Linked DNA regions of Homo sapiens: region 1 is linked to region 2. The links are chromatin loops, found by intact Hi-C in ENCODE. Cell type or tissue: MCF 10A. All regions are shown on one strand. Each heading gives the region's core, and the rest is flanking DNA. Links, peaks and the distances in the headings are about the cores only. Region 1 overlaps PTCHD4 (patched domain containing 4). Region 2 has its middle 640 kb from the start of MMUT.

What was found. Hi-C counts contacts between places; a loop is a spot of excess contacts. Peaks named below come from ENCODE experiments on the same cell type or tissue, not always from the same donor. Only the 100,000 strongest peaks of a DNase experiment are listed, where the experiment ranks them.
Region 1: a loop joins it to region 2, with 5 times the contacts of the local background. A loop is called at or near these places in 2 of 110 quality-filtered maps.

What each region holds. Positions count from the first base shown.
Region 1 is chr6:48,083,042-48,091,391 of GRCh38, reverse strand. All of the region lies in intron 1 of PTCHD4 (patched domain containing 4), which reads left to right. Among named protein-coding and RNA genes, the nearest start is that of PTCHD4, 24 kb to the left of the region's middle. In MCF 10A, for the core only: a CTCF peak has its summit at 3,768 (motif pointing left); no DNase peak of the experiment used is centred there.
Region 2 is chr6:48,822,943-48,831,292 of GRCh38, reverse strand. No RefSeq gene overlaps it. Among named protein-coding and RNA genes, the nearest start is that of MMUT, 640 kb to the left of the region's middle. RefSeq lists an enhancer at 3,321-4,520. In MCF 10A, for the core only: no CTCF peak of the experiment used is centred there; DNase peaks (open chromatin) are centred at 3,742, 4,172 and 5,322.

The DNA of each region.
Region 1 (8,350 bases), core at 225-8,224, 740 kb after region 2:
TATCTAACAAGCTCCCATGTATTTGATTGAGGTCCATATTTTGAATACTACTACTATGAGCATTCCTTTTATAATTTCATTTTTATTCATTTTTATTATTTTATTATTATTTTTTATTATTATTACCTTTACTAGCCACTCAACAATGACAATAATTATGCTTTTTGTTTTAGGTTAAGAAGAGTAAAAGCCATAAAAAATTTAAAAGGTTAAAATGAGTGCCTAATGCATACTAACATATAATGATTTTTGTTAATCTGTATGTTTCCTCACATCAGTAATCCTAAATGATGATAATTTTGCCAAGGTTTACCTTGCTATTGGTGACCATCAACCCAGAAGTAGATGTAAGTTATCAGAAATTGCTTACTGTGAAATTTTCAAATAAAATTTTCAAATAAAATTTAATAGAAAAAGCGATTTCAGGTTCACACTTGTTTGTAAGTGTGAAACTGAAAACTTTGCCACAAATTAAAGTTGTAAAAAAATGGACTCTATTTAAATAATGTGGGAGCATGCTCTTTTAAAGGATGACTGAACGTGCTATTGTGACTTTACATCTGTCATGAATGAAGCAATCAAATCAAGACTGAAGTGAAACTGTTGATGAATATTACATGTGTCTTCTTTTAATGATTTGAACATTTATGGAGCCCAGCTGCCTACCAATGCGCATTCTACATTATGATGTATTGTCTGCATTATTGAATGGCCAGCCCCATGCACGGTGATTTCAGGGGATTCAGAAGCCCTTTATACCCTGGTTTTCTCGTGAAACAGTTATTTTACCCCTTCTGAGATTTTTTTTTCCAGCCTAGTGTAGAAAAAATCATAGGCTTTGGAATTAGGCAGGTCTCAGTTAAAATCCTGGCACAGATATTGACAGAATAACCTCTATGATTCTGCTGCAAAATGGCACCAAAAATATCTGCTTGACAGTGTTGTTGTGAGCATTAGAAACAATATAAGTTAACTATCCATTACTTAAGTAAAATGTTCGGCAGATAGCAGCTATTTACTATGGAGGGGCAATGTTTTCATAGGCTTCCCTGAGAATGACGTTCCCTCCAGACAAATCCAATGATCATGTAAAAATGACAAATGTTAATCTAAAAATATTGACACAATATATAGTAGATATGCAGTGACTATAATAATTGCATGCATTTCTGAATGCATATTTACTTAATATTTTTCATAATTAATTTTGGAATTTCTAACACTAAATGCATCACCTACTCTGAACTTTAAACAGACAATAATAAATTTGTATAACACTGTAGATTCTGAATTAACTGTATCAGATATTATGTTAAGAACTAATATATATTGCATAGTCTACATCTAGTGATAAGGACTGAAACTGGAGAAATAGTTCTGAGAAACTATATAGAACAGTGATGAACATTTAAAAATAAAATCAAATTGAGTCTTCAACTAAAAGAGACTTCTGAATCAAAGAAGGCAGATGGAAAATACGAAAGAAAGAAAAGAATAGAATTTTTAAAAGAGGCAAAGTAATTACAGGTAGTGCAGAATGTGGACAAATGGCAAGCCCTAATCATTAAGGTAGGCATAAGATGAGACACACATGGGACATAAAATTGTGATTCACAACTTTGGGAATAAGAATTTCAAATGCAATTGATAAATACATTGAATGCTTTCACAATGAATAGGTTTTGCTCAACTGGCTTTGTGAGATATCAAATACTATTTAAAGAGCTGATTAAGTGGATTGACGTTTAAGAACAAAAAACTACAAAATCATATACAAGATTGCAATTCAATAACGGGTCAATAAAGGTTAAAATTAAAACAATAATCTATACATTAGTTTTCAAAAGATTCATTGTTGGTCTCTAATCGTACATATCTGAATATGGTTATTAGTTGTCTTTACAATGACTATATGACTAAATGCATTAACATGTGTTAAGATTTTATTATCTATCACTAAAATCTGTTAAAACAAAAATTTCTGTGTGGTTATCGCTATTGTGATTCTTCTTTATCCCACAGAGACAGAATAACAGGATTTCAACCTATTCCACTACTTAATTTGTGATCATAATTTCCCAGAGTCTCAGAGTTCAATATTATGGAAAGTATTAAATAAAGAATACTTAGATTATTCCTAAAACCATGTCTGCTTTAGAATACAGACATGGTAAATTCTTCTGCTATCACTACTATTTAATTGCTATTAGTCTTTTGGAAATTTCTGCCCTTGCTGCTACTGATCTCACTCCATTATGGCACTGGTGTACCTCTGTCTTCAACATAGGAAAGCTTGCATCATAGTAATGATTACCCCCATTCCTATTTATTTATTTATTTGTTTTGAGATGGAGCTTCACTCTTGCTGCCTAGGCTGGAGTGCAATGGTGTGATTTTTGGCTCAATGCAACCTCCGCCTCCTGGGTTCAAGCGATTCTCTTGCCCCAGTCTCCTGAGTAACCTGCATTACAGGCGCCCGCCACCACACTCAGCTAATTTTTTGTATTTTTAGGAGAGACAGGGTTTTACCAGGTTGGCCAGGCTGGTCTCGAACTCCTGACCTCAGGTAATCCACCCGCCTCGGCCTCCCAGAGCGCTGGGATTACAGGAGTGAGCTACTGCACCTGGCCATCCCCCATTCCTTTAAACTAGAGATTTGGGCAAAGCTTATGTGACAGGAGAAAAGAGAGCTAATTCTGACTGTGTGAAACATGTAAATTTTCACTGCACTAAAACCACAGCGTTTTAGTTCATCGAATGCTTAATGGTATTCCTACAAGATTTGTCAGACTTAGCTGGATTTTTGCTGATTTTCATATCACAGCTTTTAAGAGATAAGTCACCTTCAATAACTTTCACATTTACACAATCATCCAAATTTAGGAGCATTCATTTTATGCACAGCTTTTGTTTGCTCTATTCCATAGTCGTCTTTAACACTATCAGTTGACAGTCATTAAACGGAGCCCAAAAGGTCAATTGCTTTTTATGAAGAAAGGAAATATTGTAAACTACAAATCACTTACCCATTTAAGAACTTAGGATTTTCATTAGATTTCCTTAAACCAAATCAACCTATTTGTTGAGCATCTAAATTATGTTAAGAGAGAAAAATTAATCAGTTCTGATTTAGGGGACCCACCCTTCCAAACGGGGCACACTAAAAGGCTGTCAAATGAGACCTCTAAAAAACACAAAGAATATTGCTTTGTGTTTTATCAGATCAACAAAACACTACATGCTACCTTATAAAACTTATGGGAAATGGCAAGGAATCTATGATCCTGAGTTCCCTTATTGATGGTCTTGTAACCTAGCATGCCCACTTAAAATTTTATTTTGATTTTTGAAATAAAATTATGGCTACAGTCTTACTTTACTGCAGCCAATTGGGTTATATATTTTTAAATAACATTAATATTCTTACTGATAAGTTAGTTGTTTTTATGTCAACATGTTCTGTATACTACATGATTTAACTAAAATCTAACTGCTTAAGGACCACCATATAATTGTTCCATTAAGACTAAATATACATAGATAAAATGACTGACCCTTGTCTTACTGGCCTAACTCAAAACTGAGAGCTGAAGGAAAGGAGAGTTCACACAACAGTAGGTTAATTCTTTTAGATAGGTATGACTTTTTCCATTTGCTTTGTCAGCTTCCTATTTAAAATAAATATGCAGGCTTTGAAGAACGATAATTCTGAATTTGAATCCAGGCTCTGCCATCTAGTGGTTATGAGACCTTAAGAAAGTTATTTATCCTCTTAGAGCTTCAATTAGTTTACCTAGAACCCTGTAACAATGATTACTGCCCACCTAGGACTATTTTGAAGATTAAATAAGACAATGTATGCAAGGGTCCTGTCTCTTAGTAAGGGCCCCATGAATGTAAATTAGTATAATTAACATCATTAATATTAACAGCATCATTATTACATTATAATTCCTTATTAGTAACTTATATTAGTAGACAATTTTGTTTATGAAATTTGTTATTTTATTGCTTAAAAGCATAAAGATATTAGTTATAGTCATAGAGGAAAAAACAACTACTAAATATAAGACTCAGAGTGTTGGAGCTGCTGAAAATACTGGATAGACTGAAGATACTGGATAGATCAGAAGAAACTGGACAGACCAGAGGAGAAAAAAACTGAAAGATGGTCACAAAGAGTTAACATTAAATCCATTTCACATTTTTCTGGGCTGAGGCTAGACCTGTCCTGAAACAAATGCCATGTCACATTACTGCACAGACAAAGACATAGGCATAGAAAAGAGGGGAGGATTGGTGGGTAGGTGATAGGAGTGGAATTGGCAGCAGTCTCTGTGTCTACCATGTCAGTGTTTTAAGTGCTAGGCTTCTCTAACTCTGCTGAAAGCCTACTTTGGAACAAACAGTTCCTTTATATTTAATATATAATTTTGAAAAAAATAGTAACTAAAGGCATTATTAACGTGAAAAGATTCTTATTCACCCATTTAGAAAAGAACAAGAATAACAAAAGTGGTAGGACAGATATTAACATTTGTGGGGTGATTAAAAAATACATAGCAACCATAGAGCCTCAAGGTGGAATTGTTTCATTTCTTTCTACATATTGGATGTTTTCCTTGATACACATACTCACTTTATAACTTTATAAGTCTGAGTCTTTTTCCCCCATGAAAATAAGAAAAGCTAAGGGGAAAAATGCAAACGCCACTTTTTATTTACATCATTCTACTGTCTCCTACTCATAGACACAAAATGTTTAGTTCATTTGTAAGCAGACTTGCTCTGAAAAATAAGTGAGTATATCTTCTCCTTTTTGCCTCCACAATCCCTGTTCTGCCCTGCTATTTTTCATTGATATATATTAGGGAAAAAAAAACAGAAATTGGTAATATTTCCTTGTATTTGAATTTTTTTGATTTTTTTTTTTGATGGATACTAGACTTTTATTAAAGAATATTCTTCTAGTGCAGGAGTCTGCCACCTACAGCCCAAAGGCCAGATTCAGACTGCTGCCTGTTTATTTATAAATAATGAACTAAGAATGGGGTCTTCTTCTTTAAATTGTCAAGGTAAGAATATAAGAAAAGAATAATAATTTTGTGCAAGTGAAAACTGTATGAAATGCAAGTGTTAGTGTCCATAATTAAACTTTTATTAGGACATAACGCTGCTCATTTGTTTACACATTGTCAGTGGCTGCTTTCACACCACTACATCAGAGTCGAGTATGTGACACAGACCATATTTTGCACTCTTATTGCTTTGCACTGCTCTTTGGTCCACTGTAAATCATAGTGACACAATTATAATTCTACAACATTTCGGATGCTGTGAATATTGCTGTACCACTTTTTTTTTTAATTATTGTTACAGGTCATGTCAAAACCAAAAAATATTAGACTCTGAACGTTGCAGTCTTATAGTACAATGGAGTGTGGATTCTTTCATTGTCAAATTAGATGAAAAAAAGTTTGTTTTTTAAGCAATGACACGATAGCTCAGCTAAAAGAATAAAATATTGCCATTACCAGACTAAGCACGCATCACATCCCTAACTCATAGATAAACAGCAATCTGAAAAAAATAGAAAATTGTAAATGGAATATCTTATCATGACAGAATTTCTTCAAAAAATGAAATACAAAAATGAGGCTGCAACTAAATTTCTCAGCAGCTCACTTATCAGCCAAGCAAGGAAATCCTTTTGCTGATGTTGTAGTATAAAATCATGAGTGATTGCAGCAACTAAAGAAATGCAGCTAGAGAAAGTAATTAGGACTGTCAACTTTCTGGCAAGAATAGTTTCTCAAAGAATTGAAAACACTGTGAGTATATCAATAGTCAGCTAAAAATGAAAAAGGCAAATGATCTTGAGAGGCTTTTCTTGGTTCTTGATGATCAACTCATGTTATCAATTCTAGTCAGTTGTTCCTTATTAGAGAAGTCAATGGCAAGTTTGAAGTGACTGGAAAATTAACCTCTATCAATATGCTTATATGTGAGAATGTTCTAAAAAAAGCCAAGAAAACACTAATTAAGCATGACCTGAAGTGGAATCTGCTAAGATGTGTTATAACTGATAGTGATAAAAATAAGTATGAAGCAGAAAATAACTTAATTTTTATAAATTTACAAAGCTTGTAAAAATGTAAGGTATTTAAACCCCTTGCTATGCATGTATTATTCATCAGCAGGTACTTTGCAGAAAATATTTGAATCCATTGTGTGCTATTGAACCATACCATCAACAGTAAATTTCCTTCACTCTTGCAGACTTAACTATCGGGTGACTGTGAGCTCAGGGCCCAGACTAATTTTTTTTTTTTTTAATGAGAAGTACTCTTGCTGGTTGGGTGGCTCACACCTGTAATCCCAGCACTTTGGGAGGCCGAGGCAGGGGGATAGCCTGAGCTCAGGAGTTTGTGACCAGCCTGGGCAACATGGTGAAACACCGTCTCTACTAAGATACAAAAAATCAGTCAGGTGTGGTGGCGTGCACCTGTAGTCTCAGCTACTCAGGAGGCTGAGACAGAAGAACAGCTTGAACCTGGGAGGTGGAGGTTGCAGTGAGCTGAGATCGTGCCACTGCATTCCGGCCTGAGTGACACTGGGAGACCAAGCGAGACTCTGTCTCAAAAAAAAAAAAAAAAGAAAGAAAGAAAAAAAGAAAAGTACTCTCAATCACTGTTATAAAACACTGAGCGGTTTTGAAATTAGATATTCCTGTAGAATTAAAAGTGTTTCTTAAAGAACATTAAGAAAAGCCAAATAGTGCTTATATGTGAAATGTATATTTCAGTAGTCATTTCCACAAAAACTGATATTGAGTCACAAATAATGTCAAATGTTCTATATGCATTGTGCTGCCAAACATTAGAACAATTAACTAGATGTACACTCTTCCACAAATTAGTAGTGAGCTAAACTACTCACTACTAAAATTTTCTGACCTAAAAATACAGTTACAGCAGCATTTTTGTGACTATGATGAAAGTGCAAAGGAATTTTCATATTTCAAAATCCATTTAACTGCAACTGTGGAGTTTCCATCTAACATTCAATTGGAAGTGATTAATCTGAAATGTAATCACATGTTAAAAGTCAAATATCAAGAGAAGTATCCAGTAGAATACAGAGATTCCTTTTATTTAAGATATAAACAAATCCAATTAAATCATATGCTTTGTAGATTGCTAACAGTAGTTGGCAATAGCTGTGTGAAAGAAATTTCATAGATGAAACACACAAAATTTCATTCCAGATCAACATTAAGAGATTAATATTTGCAATTAATTTTGATGGTTGAGAACGCTAAATTCGAACCCCATATAGGAGGTTTTTTTTTTAATCACTGCTATAGCAAATTACCACAGACTTAGTGGCTTACAACTCCCATTTATTATCTCACAGATATTTAGCTCAAAAGTCTGAGTATAATGTGGCTTAACTGAGTCCTCTGCTTAGAAATCTCTTGAGACGAAAATCAAGGTATTAACATAGCTGTGTTTCTTTCTGGAGACGCTGGGGACAATTCTACTTCTAAATTCATTCAGATTTTAAACAAATTTGATTTCTTGTGGTTGTATAACTGAGGCCCCCATTTCTTTGCTGACTGTCAGCCAGGGGCTAATCTTAGCTCTTAGATACTCCAGACACATTCTTTTTCATGCTTTCCATGTGGCCCTTCCACCTCTGGCAGGTTAAGTGCCTCTCATGCTTCTAATCTCTCTAACTTATTTTGCTGCATCTCTCTGACTCCAGCTTCAGAAAGTTCTCTGTCTCAAAGTGCCCACCTGAATAATTCTGGTAAATCTTCCATTTTAACCCCCATAATCCTAATTATATCTGCAATGTCCCTTTTGTTATAGAACATAGTCAAAGGCTACAAGGATTAGGATGTAGACATATATCTAGGGCCATTATTCTGCCTACCATATCCAACTAAGCAAATGTGATTACCCAAAAAGAATTCCATTCTTCTTCTTAGTAGAACTATGTTACAAAAATTATACTCTATTATTACTATTGTATTTTGTTAATTAAATTATACTCTACTATTACTATCTGTTTTGTTAAGTAAAATATATGAGAATTTGTTTTTCTCTTGTTATATAGTTACCCATATAATATTCTCTATTTTGCCTTTTAGCCCATAAGCCTAAAATATCTAGCCCTTTACAGAAAAAGCTTGCCAATACCCTATCTAGTGAAAAAGTATAAATATGTATATATGAATATATATTAAAATATATATATATGCAGACTTTCTGGAAGAAAGTTTAAAAATATTTTTCCAAAACTGAAAAAACAAAAACAAAAAATACTGTGCAAATATGCCGGTAAT
Region 2 (8,350 bases), core at 285-8,284:
AAGAAAAAAGACTATCTAGGGAAGACATGATTTATAGACCCTTCGTAGTTGTATTTATATTACTGTTTTCTTTTTTAAATTTGTATACACACAAGAAAAGAATTATTGAAGTAGATGCTCTTCAGTGTACTATCTTGTGTCTTCTTCAAGAACAGAAAATGCTAGAGCCCATCAGTTGTCAGACCCCACCTAAGAGAAATTTAAGCTTATTGTCTCCTGGGTGATGACAAGACTAGTGCAGGTATGCATTAATTCGTTTTGTTGATGCCAAATGCTGAACAAAAATTGTATTTGGCAAAAATACATGGCTGAAATAATATGTGTGGATATTTCAACCTAAACTTACCCTTATTATTGCTACTTTGTTTTAGATATTTTAATATGTATCTATTTCTACATACCAAAAATGTCTACCACTAAACAGATTTATATTAGGAGATTTATTGCCACAATATTATTTAATCTGTATTACTAGTCTCTCCTCTAAAATAAGTATTCATCTCATTTTAGCGCTAGAGTTAAATGTTCTTCCTATGGTTACACAGCTAGTAAGATATGGCTTGGGATTACTCACCATGATTTATTTCTGCTCCAGAACCCAGGCATATTTTTCTTTCATCTTACAGTCTTAGAGAGATAGATCACATAGTGACACAAAATAAATACTATCTTTTAATTTTACTAAATTCATGTCTGATAAGTAATATTGTAATATTTAAAATGTTTATTTATAGACCAGAGCAGGTGCAAGATGCCAAGAATGCTATTTTTTTTTTTTTGAGACTGAGTCTCGCTCTGTTGCCAGGCTGGAGTTCAATGGTGTGATCTTGGCTCACTGCAACCTCCATGTCCCAGGTTCAAGCGATTCTCCTGCCTCAGCCTCCTGAGTAGCTGGAACTACAGGCGCGTGCCACCACCCCCAGCTAATTTTTGTAGTTTTAGTAGAGATGGGGGTCACCATATTGACCAGGATGGTCTCGATCTCTTGACCTCATGATCCACCCATCTTGGCCTCTCAAAGTCCTGGGATTACAGGTGTGAGCCACCATGCCTGGCCAACATCGTTTTCTTGATATGTGTGTTGTACATGCGAATTTTGTAAATTATGCATTTAAATTTTCTAGTAATTGTGAATTTAAGTAAATAATTTCCAGAGATGGAATGACATTATTTTCCTATTCACAAATTTGACATCATACATTTAGAATTGAAAAGGTGACCATAGCTATCTCACACAACACATAAATGGCATGCACTCTAATCTTATTCTCTGCCCATTGATCCTTGAAAGCAAAGGATGTGCCTTATTCATTGTTTGGGGCTCAGCATCTGTCATAGATTAGGGCCATAGAAAACTTCTAGCAAATTAACAAAAAGGCTTTATAAAAGCAAAAAGTTACTCTTAAAGGTAAAATTAAGGGGGCGTAGACCCTCATTCAGATGAAAACTTTTTTTTCATCTTTCGCATTTGCCTTTTAACCCATAACACAAATGCTATTTCTCACTCCACTCCCAAGCCTTCTGGAGGCAGTGGAAGTGGCATGAGAGTAGCCTCTAAATTGTTTGAACAGATAGTGGCAGGTATTGTCTTCCGGCACTAAGACAAGTCACTGGCTTTATTTGTTAATCACATCCTAATCACACCCTAATTCTTGCCCTTTAATTTGCAAATAAGGAAAACAATTATGAGTCAATTGTTAATTAGAGACTTCTCCAGCTGGAGGGAAATTAGCCTACCTGAGTTAGATATGTTTACTTTCATTCTTACTAAGTAGAGTACTCAGAAGGTGTGTCTTCTTCTGAGGCTTTCACTTGGCAAAGATAAAATTAGTAGTCTCTAACGTATAGCTAGTAGAGACCAAGCAAAATATGATTTGTTGTCAGTTGCATCTTTTCTCTTGCCAGAGGCAATTGATTACTGAACTCGTTATAGGTTTAGGAGTGTTGAAGATCATCAGTATCATAACCAAAAGGAAAATAATGTGTTTGAATGTGTTATATGACTTATTCAATTTTTCCTTTTCTGCAAGCACAGTAAAAATTCTCTTGGTAAGGACTGAGACTCACTTACTCTATTATCATATATCCAGGACTAAACAGTGTCTAGCATATGTGAAGAATAGTAAATAAATATTTATTGAATAAATGTTACCATGTGATCTTTCTTGAGAGAAGCAGTGACACAAAAATTGAAAACGTGGTCCAAATCCAATTTGGACTCTATTTTCATGGAGAATTTGAGGTCAACTTATTAAATGAATATTCAACATATTCTGCAGAATGAAAAATAAATCATTGTTATTTTTCAAACTGTTTCAGATACAAAAGAAATCCAAAACAACAATAATTAAACAAGAATTTTTTTTTTTCAAACTTGGTCAAATTCATTTCAAAACAAAACTCAATGCTTTGGAATATGTGCAGCTAAAACTAAGTTTATCACTTTACATCTGAATTAAGTGACCTTGTTTTCTAGAAAACAACCTCAGTGAATGAAAGATACCTTGCTGAGCATCAGAAGACAAAGATTTAAGGACTAACTTCTGAGAACACTTGTACCATCAACAGCTCTGTGTTTTGAGTGTACCCAGCTCACTTGGTGTTCCAATACCAGAGCAACAGGGTGGCCAGCAACAGTGTCCTAATCATAAATAAACAAGAGCCAGATGTGGATGTTTACAGTGAGCCTTTCACGGGAGGCCTTTTTTTTTTTTTTTTTTTTACCTGGTAGAAGGCTTAATGCCTAGTTGTCCTGCCTGAGATAGAGAGCCCCTCACACGGAAAACTTGTTTATACTGGCAGATGCCATTGTGGCTCTTCTCTGACCCCTGATCAGTTTATTCCTGTCTGAGCATCATTCTGGTAATGGGAGAGCTCACCTTGTACACCGCTTTGAACTAAACTCTGATTTTTTGTCTTGCCCAAATTCCTATTTAGGAGTCCTGGGGAGTCATGCCCTACAAATCATAAATTCTTATCAGATGGGTTTTATTTAGTCCTATATATCGTGACTTACTTTCCAACCTGACTCTGGCATAACATTATGAGACAAGGAAGAAATCAAATTATTTTGCCCCAAAAGATGTTTATTTGACATATTTTGAAATGATCCAGCAAAGCTGTTCTTTGTGGGGGGAAAATTTTCATCTGTAGAGAATCTTCATTAACATAGCTAGATCTTTTCCTGCTAGACCTTCCCAATCCTAAACAGATTAATTAAGATCTGAATAGAAAACATTTGTCATCTATTGTCTCTAAGGGCAGCCATTATAAGACTTCAAAAGAACTTTGGTCTCTACAACCTTTTATCTTAACTTGAACATCCCCTTCCTATCAATCCAAGGTCTTTAGACAAACTCAGCCAATTGTCAATCAAAAATGTTTAAATTCACCTATAGCCTGGAAGCCCCCATGCTTTGAGTTGTCCTGCCTTTTTGTACCAAACCAATGTATTTATTAACTGTATTTGATTGATGTATCATGCCTCTCCAAAATGTATAAAACCGAGCTGCGCCCCAACCACCTGGGGCACACGTTCTCATGACCTCCTGAGAGGTTACTCATATTTGGCTCAGAATAAATCTCTTCAAGTATTTTACAAAGTTTGACTCTTCTCGTTCAAACCGCCCCCCAAAGCCCCACCCCACTGTTCCAGGAAAAACCTGGCCTGGGGCTGCCTCCTAAAGAACTAGGGTGTAGTGAAGACTCAGTCACAACTTGAGTCATCTCTCCTCCCTGGCAGAATGGGCTCCCTTTTTGCCTATCCTTCCTGTGAGGAACCATCAAGGCATTTGCCTGCACTGACTTAAAGTTCTTATCTGTGGCTTGAGTCATTTGGGTGTGGCATAGAACTAGAAACTGTGTCGATGGTGACTGAGCCCTGGTATGAGAAAGTAAAACGTGTATTCAAAATGAATGCCCAGGCAACATACAATTTTAAGAATTCTTTACACCCTGAAATTCCATTTCCTCATCTCTTAGGTTCTTGATTTGCTGGAGAGTATTCCTATTAGGATAAAAGAATATAAGGAATAAGATGCTTTCTTTATAAACTACAAGATCTGATAGAGTGTCAGCTGTACCTTGTGGTGCTGTGCAATAAAATGGCTTATGATGTCTGAGTCAGAGCTTCTCAGTTATAGCTCATGGAGGCCTCTGGGAAAAAATGACTTATTAACGCTGAATCATTCTTTTGTCGTTTCTTAAATAACAGGGTAAATTTAGCAATTATTTGTAGTCATGACACATTCTGATTCTAACTGGAGCAAAGATTTTGAAACTTTAAACCAAATGGAACTGAGCATCATCCATCCATTCCACAGACCTGTCTGGAATAATTTTAACCAGGAATCTTAGTGCCCTCCTCCAGCAGCTCTTCCCCAGAGAGTCATAAAGTGATTTTAAAATTTTTATCTGTGATTTACTAGCCATTCCCAGAGGACAAGCCTGCTGATAAGAAAAAAAAAAAAAACAAAACTATTTGGCTTGCTTTTTCTTATTTCTTCACTTTTAATCCATCTGAATGTTCTCTGTATAGCTTGGGTTATTTATCAAAACCCAAAGCACTATGCTTAGAAATAGTATCTTAGAATAACAGCTAAAGTTATCCTTAGGATTAAAAAACAGAATAAATGAGATTTATTTTTATGAGAATCATAAAGTTAGAAGAAATTGGAAGTCTTGTCCTTAAAAATAATCAGAAAAGTAACAAAAAAGAAAAAATCTTATATCACAAGGAAGGAATTTTGTTGTTAATAAAAATGACTTTTAAAGGGGAGAAAGTGAAGTGTTAACATAAGACTGGGCTGTAAGGAATTCCTGATAATGTACTACAGCTTTGCAACATTTAATTCCCACAGACTGTCAGAAAGCTGATTAACTGTAATCAGGAATATGATGTTTGCCACATATTATAGGACCTTTTCGTTAGTGTGTTTTATTTGAGAAATTAAATATGTATTTGACCACTGCTTACATAAACAAACTCAAAAAGAAATTTCTCAAATATCCATCATAGCAAGCATTTTTCATACTACAGTCATACTTTATCTAAACAATCGTTTACTTAGATTTATCCTGGTCTTTCACTTTCTCTGAATTTACACAATGTCAGGAAAAAGTTTTGATACACAATTACCTTGAACCAAGTTATTTTATTTTTTAAAAAATAGCCCTATTACAATATAATTCACATGCCATGTAATTCACCCACTTGAAGTGTATAATTCACTGGTTTTTAATGTATTTACAAAATTGTGCAACAGTCACAACAATAAGCATTTCCATCACCCCGTAAGGAAATCCTGAAACCATCATCAGCCACTCCCCATTTCCCACCAGCCTTAGGTAAAGATCAGTTTACTTTCTGTTTCTATAGATTTGCCTGTTCCGGACATTTCATATAAATGGAATCATACAATTATGGTCTTTTGTGACAGGCTCCTGTAAATTAGCATGTTTTTAAAGGTTTGTCTATGTTGTATCACTATAAGTATTTCATTTATTTTTATTGCTGAATAACATGCCGTTGTATGGTTATACCACATTTTGTTTCATTTGATGAAACATTTTGGTTGTTTCCTCTTGAGGGCTAATATAAATAAATACTGCTATTTTAGAACTGATCTGTCCTCTTAATGTTAAAATTGAGCAAGTCAACCTGGCTTATAATATGAATCACTCCCTGTGACAAAACACACTTACTCTTTAAGGAGTCCAGGACTCCTTAAAATTTGGATTTGAAAGATCAAATTGGGGCCAGGTGCAGTAGTTCATGCCTATAATCCCAGCATTTTGGGAGGCCGAGGCGGGCAGATCACCTGAGGTCAGGAGTTCGAGACCAGCCTGGCCAAAACGGTCAAACCCCATCTCTACTAAAAATACAAAAATTAGCCTGGCATGGTGGCAGGCGCCTGTAATCCTAGCTACTCAGGAGGCTGAGGCAGGAGAATTGCTTGAACCTGGGAGGCGGAGGTTGCAGTGAGCTGAGATTGCACCATTACACTCCAGCCTGGCGGAGAAGAGCGAGACTTCATCTCAAAAAAAGAGAAAGATCAAATGGGGATGCTCTGTAAATTACTATACTTTACAAATAATCGGTGTCCCTTGAGAGCATTGTAGTGCTTGAAGTTTAGAAAAAGCTGTTTTTTCATTTGCAAAGAGATCTACCTTTCAGGAGTATCCATATACTGAAGATAAATGTAGGAGTTTAGGGGCTTTGATATTTTTTATGAAAATAGAAAAGAATCCCCAAAACAATAGTGATAGCCTACCACCTCACACATCCGTCATATGGACCACAATTTTTAACATACATGGAAAGACAGGAAGCATTATTGAACACATAAAATGAGAGCAGATCCCAAGCTAACTAGGGCAGTAGAAAAATATTCTTTCGCAGCATTCATCAGTTAACTTACTAATTAGCATTATAATTATTCTGAAGACTAGGAACATTTCCCCTGGAAGGTTCCTTTTTTTTTTTTTTTGAGACAGAGTTTCACTCTTGTTGTCCAGGCTTGGGTGCAATGGCGCGATCTTGGCTCACTGCAACCTCCGCCTCCTGGATTCAAGCAATTCCCTTGCCTTAGCCTCCTGAGTAGCTGGGATTACAGGCATGCACCACCACGCCCACCAATTTTGTATTTCTAGTAGAGATGGGGTTTCACCATGTTGATCAGGCTGGTCTCGAACTCCCGACCTCAGGTGATCTGCACCCCCGCCCCCCGCCCGGCTTCCCAACGTGCTGAGATTACAGACGTGAGCTACCGCGCCCAGACTGGGAGGTTCCTTTTAATCAGGAGTGGCAAGAGGTACCCAGCTGACTTAAGGATACCTAAAAGAATATCTTTATGGTAGAACTACTATCAATAGTTAACTTGGAGTTAAGGAAAATTCAATATTCTTGCTTTTTACTTAGTAAATGTATCTTAAGCCTTTGTCTTGTTCTCATCACCTTAATTTCCAGTATTCCCTCTTTCATATATGGACCTCAGTGTTCACAAAAGATATTTTACCCATGTATTAGCACTCTAGACAGGAAAAGAAAAATGAGAAGTGATTTTATTTTTATTTTTATTTTTTCTGAGACGGAGTCTCGCTCGGTAGCCCAGTCTGGAGTGCAGTGGCATGATCTCGGCTCACTACAACCTCTGCCTCCTAGGTTCAAGCAATTCTTCCTCCGCCTCCCGAGTAGCTGGGACTACAGGCAGGTGCCACCACGCCCGGCTAATTTTTTGTATTTTTAGTAGAGATAGGGTTTCACTGTGTTAGCCAGCATGGTCTTGACCTACTGACCTCGTGATCCACCTGCCTCAGCCTCCCAAAGTGCTGGGATTACAGGAATGAGCCACTGCGCCAGGACAATTATTTAATCAATTAAAAGAATGATATTTCCAGCCAAACAAAGAGAAAACCAGTGTACAAAAATGCCTGTCTTCTGTTTTTGAATGAGTATTCAAACCCTAGCAAGCTCTCTTATAGTTTTAGTCTCGAACAAGTTTGAGATGAGTCAAGAAGCAGCCAATGAGCTTATACAGATTTCTAATATTCAAGACTTTTAAAATTGGAAATGCCTCAATAAAGGGAGGTGTTACATGCTCCATGAAAGGAATCCATAATTGAATAATTAAGCTGACTGATTCGGCTGTTCTGAGAGCAGTACCTATTATCAGTAGGAAGAAATATTTTATAACTCTAGGAGAGGAGGTCTGTATGAAAAATTGATAGGCAATATCAACTCTTTAAAGAACTGAATTTATTTTTGGCTTCTTAAGTAGTAAACTAAAGCCTTCTTAAAATTCATCTTAAGTGATTCTAATTATTCTTTTATGTTGTTATTTTCTGTTTTTAATGAACTCTTCTTTCAGTTGTATATTTCCTTTTTTCCAGATTTTTGCTTTTCAAATGTACAGAAAATTTCAAAGAATGCTTCAATAAACACCCACATGCTCTGTACTTAGATTGACCACTTAATATTTTGCCACATTCACTTTATTTCTGTCTGAGTATATGGGAGGTGATAACTCTATACATAGCTAGATAGATAAGATACATAAACAATAGATGTAGTCACACTGTCTAGACTAACACATAGATAAATGATAGGTTGGTAAATCGATGGATAGATTGATTTACATAGGTCTTTATGGAACTATTTGAAAGTGGCACACATTATAACACTGTTAAAAAATAGCATTTATTTCCTTAAATCAAGTAAATTATTTTACAAAACTTTAATAAAATTATCACACTCAAGAAATCTATTGCCTATCCCATTATGGTTGCCAGAAAATTTACTATTGCTGTATTGCGTCCAGAGTAGGTTCCTTCCGGTGGGTTCGTGGTCTCG